Regions from separate parts of the Mus musculus genome. Here region 2 is linked to region 1. Evidence: chromatin loops called from intact Hi-C (ENCODE). Cell type or tissue: left cerebral cortex. All regions are shown on one strand. Region 1 holds the start of Gstcd (glutathione S-transferase, C-terminal domain containing). Region 2 overlaps Tbck (TBC1 domain containing kinase).

The links. Hi-C counts contacts between places; a loop is a spot of excess contacts. Peaks named below come from ENCODE experiments on the same cell type or tissue, not always from the same donor. Only the 100,000 strongest peaks of a DNase experiment are listed, where the experiment ranks them.
Region 2: a loop joins it to region 1, with 4 times the contacts of the local background. A loop is called at or near these places in 20 of 42 quality-filtered maps.

The regions. Positions count from the first base shown.
Region 1 is chr3:133,087,603-133,092,602 of GRCm38, forward strand. Gstcd (glutathione S-transferase, C-terminal domain containing) reads right to left here and starts at 4,223. Exons shown (of 12, transcript NM_026231.3): 1 at 3,978-4,223. It overlaps Ints12 (integrator complex subunit 12), which reads left to right and starts at 4,253. Exons shown (of 7, transcript NM_027927.4): 1 at 4,253-4,374. In left cerebral cortex, no CTCF peak of the experiment used is centred here; DNase peaks (open chromatin) are centred at 3,105, 3,803 and 4,272; H3K4me3 peaks cover 1,836 bases; H3K27ac peaks cover 1,432 bases.
Region 2 is chr3:132,744,923-132,749,922 of GRCm38, forward strand. All of the region lies in intron 20 of Tbck (TBC1 domain containing kinase), which reads left to right. Among named protein-coding and RNA genes, the nearest start is that of Gm30294, 30 kb to the right of the region's middle. In left cerebral cortex, a CTCF peak has its summit at 2,306; DNase peaks (open chromatin) are centred at 2,306 and 4,111.

The DNA.
Region 1 (5,000 bases):
TTAGCCAAGCATGGCTCACTTCTTTAATCCCAGCATTCAAGGCAAGAGGAGCTCTGTGAGTTCAAGGCCAGCTTGGTCTACATAGTGAGTTCCAGGACAGTGAAGACTGAAGAAAGAACCTGCTTCAAAAAAACCTAAAGTAGTAACTGAATCTAAAGGGATCTATTCTGAAAACACTCAGAAAATTCTCTAGAATAAATACTATTTGCCCTTATAAAGTGGAGGAAAAGAGAATCAGGAGTTCAAAGTCATGGTAGAATACATAGCCAGTTCGAGACCAGCCTGTGTTAACGAGAACCTGTCTCAAAAACCCATAAATAGAAAATATTAATACTATCAGAATATAGCCTAAATTAAAGCACATTTTATTGTAGTAGGAACAATCTTATCAAAATAAAAATAATCAGAAATTATGTTATTAAAATATTTTCAGTGCCGGGCAGTAGTGGAGCACACCTTTAATCCCAGCACTTGGGAGGCAAAGGCAGGCGGATTTCTGAGTTCGAGGCAAGCCTGATCTAGAGAGTGAGTTCCAGGACAGCCAGGGCTACACAGAGAAACCTTATCTCGAAAAAACAAAAAACAAAACAAAACAAAAAATTTCAGTAAGGATGCCCCCCTCCTAAACCTCCATGTCAAGCATTAGTTATCTGCCAGTTTTTAACACTGGACACAATTCTCTGTCATCGCTTCTTGATTCCATTTACTGCATATTCTTCAGCTCCCTCAATGATTTCTGGCTCAAATCTAGTAACACAGGAGGATCACAAGTTTGAGGCCAGTTTGGACTATGTGGTGAATTCAAAGCAAGCTTGGAGATTTTAAGAAGGGGCTGTTTTAAAATCCAAAAGGCTAAGACATAGCTCAGAGAGTGACTGGCTTTATATATATATATAATATTTCCTGCCAGAAAATTGCAACAGCAAAACCTGATATAATGTCATGAGTACTTACTCTATTGCATGGAATAAATCTGATTATTTATGCTGTTTTTCCCTTTTCTTTTACGTTATGACTGTTGACTGATTTCATGGCCCATTACCAGTACACAAGCCACATCTCAACAGCATTGTTCTATGTGCTCTGCAGTGCCAATGGCTTTAAATATTATCCGACTCCTACATTTATTTCAGGCACATCTTGCCTGAGCTCCAGGCTCGACATTTCAATTGGGTATTTTTCTAAATGTGTTCATTTTTCTTTCCTGGCCCCATTGCTGATGAAATAGCAACACCATTCACCTACCTCCAAGCCTAAAGTCTCACCCAATTCCTTCATCTCTCACACCTGCTATCTCCTTCTTTGAAATAGAACCAAAATCTCATCACTTAGCACCCACACTGCTGCGCTTAGTACTGCTGGACTGGATGTCCCAGGAAGGCTGGTACCTAAGAGGGGGCTCCCTTCTCTGAGAAGGGGAGGGGTGGGGAGGGGAGGGATTTGTAAGGATGAGACTCTGAGGAGTGGGGGCACAATCCTGATGTAAAGTGAATAAATAAATAAATTAATGGAAAAAAAACCAACTTTCCCTCATTTTCTCCCGTATGGAATGAGGGCAGTAATAGCAGCAGCACCTTCCATCCTCTGTGCCATGGTAACTGACAGGGAGCCCTGAGGAAAAATGCTACCTACCTTCTTTATTTTGTTTTGAATAGTGCTACAGCTCAAATGCCAGGCCTCACTCATGCTGGGTAAGTACTCTGTCACTGAGTTAGACCTCACCCCCTACTATTCTTTAAAATGCACAAATTCTTTACCTAAGGACACTATTAAAACGCATAAACTTTAATGGGAAAAATCCAACTCGCGCTTTTTATTTGAAAACTTCTTCCAACAAAATGTGTGGACTATGTTGAACTTAAATGTGCTGCACCACAAACACTGATAAATTTAATACTGAGGTTTTAAACCCAAGGAGTCATAAAATGCTGTTGGGAATTCTTATGCCAATATACATATTAGCAGACTATATTTTATAAAATAAAAAGTTTGACATAGTTAACGAGTATGAACATTTACTGATTTCTCTCAAATATTGAAATCTAAATTTAAAGCTGCTCAATTCTCTGCATCAGACAATCTTCAATATTTTGAATGTACAACTTAGCTCATGGTTTAGACATTAAACAAAGCAGCATTATTTGGTTACAGACCCCACTTTATTACCATACAGATTTTTAAAAGTGCTTCTTCATAAATAAATAATAGTCAGTTACCTCTAGTTAAAAGTCCAAGAAAGAAATACAGCTTTTAGAGTTCATACTATGTAATGTAGGATTATAATTCAGGGGCAGTTAACCCATGATTAAAATTAGCTATTTGGATCCCAGGGCAAGAAATTTTTATTAAGTAAGAAAAGTTTGGAAGTGGAAATGCTTACTGAAATCTTAGTTATAGAAGAATATATAATCTCTCTGGAGATTCAAAGAACTGTCTGTTGTTATTAAGTCATAATACGTGCAGTTAACAGGGAAGGACAGCATAAAATGTAAATGCTGAAAATACCATCAAGCCTGAAAAAAATACTGAGTTACCTCAGCAAGCAATACTTATTTTATGATTACAAAGCTTTTAACTCCTGCCTCCCAAGAAATGTTCATAGAAGAAACCAGTAAGTCACTTTGCATTCAAGGATAAAAACAACACATACCAGGCAACAGTCTAAAATACTGATGGACACCAGGGTAAGTCCCAAATGTTTTTATGGCTACTAAATTACTGCTATTAATAAGGCCAAATGGATTATTGTTTGTGCTTATTTAAAACCATGTGCTGTTGAAACAAAAGCTAGAAAACATAAGAGGTTTAAAACAAAACTCCTTAAGTCCATAACCACAAAGCTTTTAGTTTTGTTTGAAATGGGGAAATACATAGTATTCTTTCCACTCCCCCGGCCCCGGACCTCACTGCATCCCATTTTCCCTTCCTTGAGAGCCCACCCCTTCATGGCCCCTTACTAGTTTAAAGGTGTTTTTCATTAGTACTATAGAACAACGTTCAAACCTCAATCTCCTTTTTGAAGTTAGGCCTCTTTAAAATGATTGAGTCACAATTTCAGCAGCGTCAATGGCAGTGTATGCTCCTCAAAGTGCAGTTTAACACTCATATAGCTTAAAGTTTGATCTACTAAATATGACAGCAAATCAGTTGTATTGTAACAGTTTATTCTCATGGCATTTCAAGACCATATTTACATGTTTAAAGTCACTTCCAGTTCTTGCTTTTTAAATTGTGGGACAGCACGAGGGAAACTTGACAAATGCCACCATCTTTAGCAATAATGTGGTACGAGATACACTCGTTTATTTTTTCTGACCTTAAGGAATTTATGACAAAGGATTTGGTGGTGAGTATGGCGGGGGATGGAGATGGGGTGGTGTAATTCCCCAGTCAAAGTTAGAGAGGTATGTATTAGGGTATTCTTTTTTTTTTTTTTTTCTTTTTTAATTTAAGCCAAAGCAGTTCTCGTGCAAACTCAAGCTTTCTGTTCGTGCTAATAATGGAAGGGCAACGCTGCTTTGGTGGGGATAGCAAATGTCCCCAAATGCAGCAGATCCTAACTGTAAAATAGTACGCATGTACAGCGTCCAATCAGGAAGGGCTGCGACGTAAAACTATGTCTTTGGGGAAAGTTAAGTCGTGCTCCAAGAGGTCTTTTTTCCTGCACTTAACTCAAAACGACCACACAACCCCCTACCAGGCAAAGCTGCCCTGTTGCTCTACCCACGCAGGGAAAAGACTAGAGGGATGGCTCGCAGCCGAGGGGCCCACGCGTCACTCAGCGGAACGGCGCGAAGCCCGTCCATCTGCACCCACAGCAAAAGCCTGCGGTGAATGTGGGGCTGGCAAGACTCTCAAGGGCTGCGAGCCGTCACCGGTCCCACCCTGGCCTCCAAGCCCAGCCCCGCCGACCCCTGAGGGCGAGCGCGGATCTCAGGAGGCGGCGGGGGGACGAGCGGCCCGAGCGCCCTCTTTACCTGGTCGCAGGGGCGCGGCCAGGCAGGGAGGGCGCGGGAGCATGCGGGCGACGACGCGGGCCACCGCGCCTTCCCGCCCAGCTCGAGCCGGGACTCCGAGGCTACTTCTGGAAGCCGCGGCCTGAGGAGGAGCACTCGCCTCCCAGCGAGGCCCTGAGCAGGGGAAAGGGGGCAAAAAGAAGGAAGAGACAACGTGTCTGCGCGTCCCCCGCCCAACGCCATTCATAATCCGGCGGACCGGAAGGAGTGCCCTACGTCACTTCCTGCTGTCTCACTCGGAAACGTTCCCCTTCCGACCTGTTGCGGGAACCTTTGTTTCTCTCTTCTTAAAGCTGGTGAGGGCGGGGACGGATTCGAAGAGAGCTACCGGGAACCGACCGAGTGGCGGGGCGGAGCGGTGAGTGGTGACGAGGGTCCCCGCTTCCTGGCGCCTCGGGGGGAGGCTCGAGACCCCGCGAGGGGCGGCCGGAGCGGAGCTCCGTGGGCTGTCGGTCTCCTCCCTGCTGGAGGGGAGACCTCATAATTTGCGGGGTGGTTGCGTGGCTCCGCCTGAGCGCTCCTCCTAGTCTGGAAGGACTGAGTGAGGAGGGCGCCGAGGACGGTGGCCCGGGGGACCGGGACCGTGGAATTGTCCAAGACCTTTGACCGAGGGTTCCGGAGACCTCTGTACAGCTCCCGTTTTACATCTCTGTTCTGGCCTCCTTGAGAAGGACTTACCCCTATTCGAGGCCGCCCCCAGTGTGTTTTGATTCCATCAAAGAATTGGCATTTCGAAGTGTCTCTTGACTCTCCTTAGCTTCTCTAGCGCTTGGGTTTGTTTTGGAATTGGGGTTTTTACATCCTGAGTTTCCAGACTTCCCCAAAGGCGAAGCACTAAATGGAAAGAAGAAGTTAATTGGAAAGGATTACAGAATCTTGCAGAAACACGAATGGGATGGTCTCGAGTGTTGTAATGAGTATTGCACTCTCTGCAGTTTCCTTTATCTCATGCACTAGCAGGTGATCAACTTAGAAGTTTGTTTG
Region 2 (5,000 bases), 340 kb before region 1:
CTCCTATGAACAGTAGTCAGGTGGCCATTAAGAGAAATGATACTGGCTCTCTCAGTAGTTGGTATCCTTTTGACCCTACTGTCTGAGCTGAAGATAACACTAACAAATTCAGGGGTACAGTAGCTAGCACCGTCACATAACTGCAGGCGGCGAAACACACTTACACTATCCTCTCCCTCTTAAAAGCTTTTCCTGTCATCTTCGGCTGGGTTTATATATGCAAACAGATAGTAACTCAGGGTCACTGTATGTTCTTAGAGTTAATGAGAACCCGGGAGTTTTGTGTTTGTATTTCATTGATCAGTAGCTTTTGTGGCATGTATAGTCTGATAACAACTATCTATACATAGTGGCACAAGTTCCAGGGGTCTCAGAAAGCATGATTTGGAGTTCAAGGCCAGCCTGGGCACTATAGAGAGGCAATGTTACACACGCGCCCGCGCGCACACACACACACAGAAAAATTTAATAATGTTAGCTAAAATCATATATTTGAAAAAACCTGTTTCCCTCAAAACAAGAGAGTGCATTTGTTTTATATTTTTTGTCTCTAAATTAAAATGGTGGGATTCTTGTAACCACTTCTGTGTTCAGTTTGTTGTCGCTCATTGTTTCAGTTACAAAAGTGTTTTAAGCTTACTAGGAATGTGCAATCTGAAACCATATCAGTGAATTTTTGATCCTGTATTCCATTGCAGTCCATTAGTCTGCTTTGCACTTCTAGTGTCTTTTTCACCCATGCATGATATTGTATTGTTATATGTCAGTAATTTGCAAAATATTTATTAAGTGAGTATGAAACATTTTATTATACAAAATCCAAAAGAAATCACATTTGTTAATGTCATCACTGTTCATGTAACAAGTTTAAACAGGGAGGTAGCTCAGAGTGTACAACCGAGAAGACCCAAGTTTATCAAACACTCACTCAACTGCTAGCTGGGCATGGTGACCCCTCTGCGATTGCAGTGTGTGGGGGGCAGAGACAGGACATCCTATAGTAATCTAACCAGCAAGCTCTGGCCTCAAGTGGGAGCCTGCCTCAGTATATAAGGTAGAGACCAACTGAGGAAAAGACCAGTGCCAACCAGGAGCCTTCACATGCATATCTATCACAGACTTGAACCCCTACACAGTCATGCATGTACCAGACAGCAGTCTTGTAGTGTTCTTTTAAGTTTTATTTCATTTTTAGTTATATTTCTCTGTGGAAAGGTACGTGCATGTGTGTGTGTAGGCTCTTATGGAGGCCAGAGTTGTTGGGTTCCCAGGAACTGGAGTTACAGGTGGCTTTGAGCTGCTGAAGGTGGTGCTGGAAATCAAATTCAGCCCCGCTGGATGGGCAACAAGCTCTTAAGTGTTAGCCTATCTCTCTAGCCCCTTTTGTAATATTATAATTTTCATCTCAGCTCAAGCTGTTTCTTGAAATAACAAGCTTATTTTGCTCATTTTTTTAAAAAAAATATTGATCAAATACCCAAGCTTTAAAGTATTATTTGCCTGTCATTCTTTCAAGTAAAAATAGTATCTCTTGAAGAAAGCACCTTGTAGTCTCATAGCTCAAGCGACTATCCAGCTCCCCCACAGTTTAGACCAGAGCATAGTTTCCTGCCTCCTAAGTCATCTCACAAATTGTTAGGGAAGAACTGTAAAGGACCCATAATTGTACCCCTTACAAACATAACTGTTCTACCTTGGGCCATTGTCATGATTTCTGCAGTGCTGTCCACTCATGCCTTTGCACTATTAACATAAACCTCAATCCAGTGAAAACAGTGACTGGAGCCTAAGGATGCCATGCTCACACTTTTGAGAATTTATATATCATACTTGTGAGACAGACTTACAGACTGGGAGAGTCCTTATGAATTACCCTGGCATTCTCTTTTCTGTCTCCTCCACACTTCCTGCTTCCATCGTGTGTCAGGGTACAAGGAAGTTCCTATCCAGGTGCATCTGGTTCTCAGCCTTGCTGCTTGCAAGGCAACCTTAGAATAACAAATCTCGTTCCTGTGTTGTCTTGTTACTCTTGTGTTTTTAAATACAATTACAAATAGCTTATTGGTAATGATAAAATAATTCCTATGTGGCTAAAATAAATGCAACATAATTCTACTGAGATCATTAATATTTTAAGAAAATACAGATTTATAAAAGGTGCCATATCTCTGATTTCAAAGAAGAAACAACTATCATTTTCAGATAATCAACAGTGTAGTGAAATCCTTAGGACCCAACCTGCTGCTGTTTCTCCAGCATTCTACAGCTCTAGTGAGCGCTTGCCAGTTCTTGCTTGCTGTTGCTAGGGGGCAGCATTTACTAAGCTGACAGCTACAGACAAGTACATTGTCAGGTCAGGCTAACATTTGCGATTGGACGAATACTCAAAAAATGTATAACTTTTTATTGGTTTTAGCATCTAACTTAGAAAAGTAACAGAAACTATGTGTATTTTTATATTTATAGCCTAATATTTAAACACTTAGAACCATTAAAAAATAAAATCTTTCTATTGTTCAAAATTATTTCAGTATTAGTTCATATTCTTAAAACTGTAAAACAGCTTGAGAAATTATGTAAGGCAATATATATAAAGTACTCTGGGCCTCACAGAACAAGTCTTGTCATACAGCTACTTGGGAGGTTGAGGCAAAAGATGCAAAAGTTCAGGACTTTCCTTTGTTACAGAGGGCTTTGGGCCTAGACAACTTAGTAAGAGCCTGTCTGAAACTAAAGGTAAAGGAAGGCTGAGGATGTTCTTGAAAGACTCGGGCCTTGGCGTCAATCCCTAAGTCCAAGCTTCCCCTTCCCTCTCTCAGCAAGGAAGGAAGGAAGGAAGGAATTTAAAATGGAAAAGGGACATAGAAAGAATAGAGGAATTGTGTCTCACGTATCGTTATTACATGTCTCTAGTCTCAGTTGTGTCGCTAAGAGGCATCTCGTGCGTGCGAGGAATGCTGGTAACAGTGCCTGCAAGTCTCTGCCTTATCACTGCACATGCTTCCCGCTACTCGAGTAAACTCTTTAACGCACCTGTCATCACCTGTCATCAATGCGTGCGTCTGTAGAGCTCGAGGTGGGGACACTTCCTGTGCTTCCTGCTGCTTAGTGTGATAATGTTCTTCCGGACAGAGTAGTCAGCATGAACTCCTTTCCTCGTCCTTTCTTGCTTCTTTGAAGACTTCTCAGGAGGGCATGATCTCAGGAGCCTTTGCTTCTGTACTCTGATAGCTCCATTGTGTGCTTCCTTCATTGTTCAAACAGATATTTGGTTGCCTCTATACCCTGAATACATTAAAGGACAGGGGTTAAAAAACGTTTTCCCTCATGTTTTTGTGGAAGTATATGATAAAAAGTGATGGGGCTGGAGAGGTGGCTTGGCAGTTGAGAACTCCTGCAGAGGACCCAAGTTCTCTGCCCAGTCCTCACATGGTGACTCAGAGCCTGTCAACTCCAGTACCAGGGATCGGATCCCTCGGCTTCCTGTGGTGCACATCACTCATCCTTCTTAATAGAAATATAAAAGGTTAAAAGGCAAGGAAATAAAAAATCGTTTACAATGCCCATTTGCTAATAAAAGCCATAGTAAATAAATAAATAAGTAGATATTGTGAAAAAAGATATAAAAAATAGACAATGTGATATATTCAGTATATATTGGTAAATTCTAGAGAAATGAAGAACTGAATTTGGACATATGTGTTAAGTGTTTGAATGGAGGAAGAGTTGAATTTTTAAATGAGATTGCCAGGAAAAGCTCTCAGGAAAGGTGGTTTGAAGTCAGTTCCTTATAAAAATGAAATAACAAGCAAGCAACAGCAAGCTCCAGCCTGGGTGGGAGGGATACACTAGAGATGTTAAGGGAATAGCCACTGTGAGTGGAGCATGGTGAGGCCACATAGCAGGAACTGAAGGGGAGAGCATTTTGAGTGTTATACATATATTATCACCACTGGCTTTATTTCATCATCACAAAGAAACAAGATGCTTTTGAATAGAATGGTGACCCATGGTGTAACATAACAAGATCACTCTGACATCTCATTGGCTGAAATTCAAGAACAGATAAGGATAGAGTGTCGTAGATTAGTCATAGCTATGGAGTAAGTGGGTGTGTGATGGGGTGGCTTCAATCTGGATTTAGCAGTAGAGGCAGGAGAAGTTTTCGATGTTCACAGATTAGTTGGAAGGTAGACGAGCAAGACTGCTGGTGACAGATACATGGTGTTTTAGAAGAGTGCACTCAGGAACAACTGCAAACCTGTGCTCCAGCAAGTGGAAGGATAAGGGGTTCTTAACCCGATGTAGAGATGTATGTTTGGAGTTACAGAGTATGGAGGAAGTCTCGGGGTCAATTAACGGTAGTTGATTGATAAAAAGACTATAGACAAGCAGAAAGACAAATAGACAGAAATGTTTCTTATATGTGTTAAAATATAAATTGGCATTTTAAAATGTGAGCTTGGACTTTATGAGGGAAGACTTGGAGTAGAACTAAAATATGCCAGTCTTCATACTAAAATTAGTATTTTAAGAAAAATGGGAAATTAAAGTTTCAGGGAACCGAGCTGTAATGGTTCTGTGTTTAAAAGTCAAAAGGGTGAAAAGGAACTCAGGGAAAAAACAAAAGCAAACAAACCGCTACCATGGATAAGCAGCAGTAAGAAAAGTTATGGAAAACTCTGCGAGTATGTTGTCTAGAGCCAAGTAAGACAAAAGAGTGTTCTCATAAAGTGGGACTGGTCAGCAATGTCTGGCATTACTGAGTGGTATGAAAAGTGAGCAGAGGGAATTGCAGTATAGAAACAATCAGTGGGCATTGGAACTATGACTTACCTGGTCACTGCCTGTCCTGAGTGCCTACGAGCGGTCTTGGCATGTATTAAGCCACAAGAATGTTACCACCATAGTAAAAGAGGTCGTAAGTTTCTGCATCTTTGCCATGAATGCCCTAGCCAGTATTTGCGAGGTTTTACCACATAGCTACCAAGCATATAGTC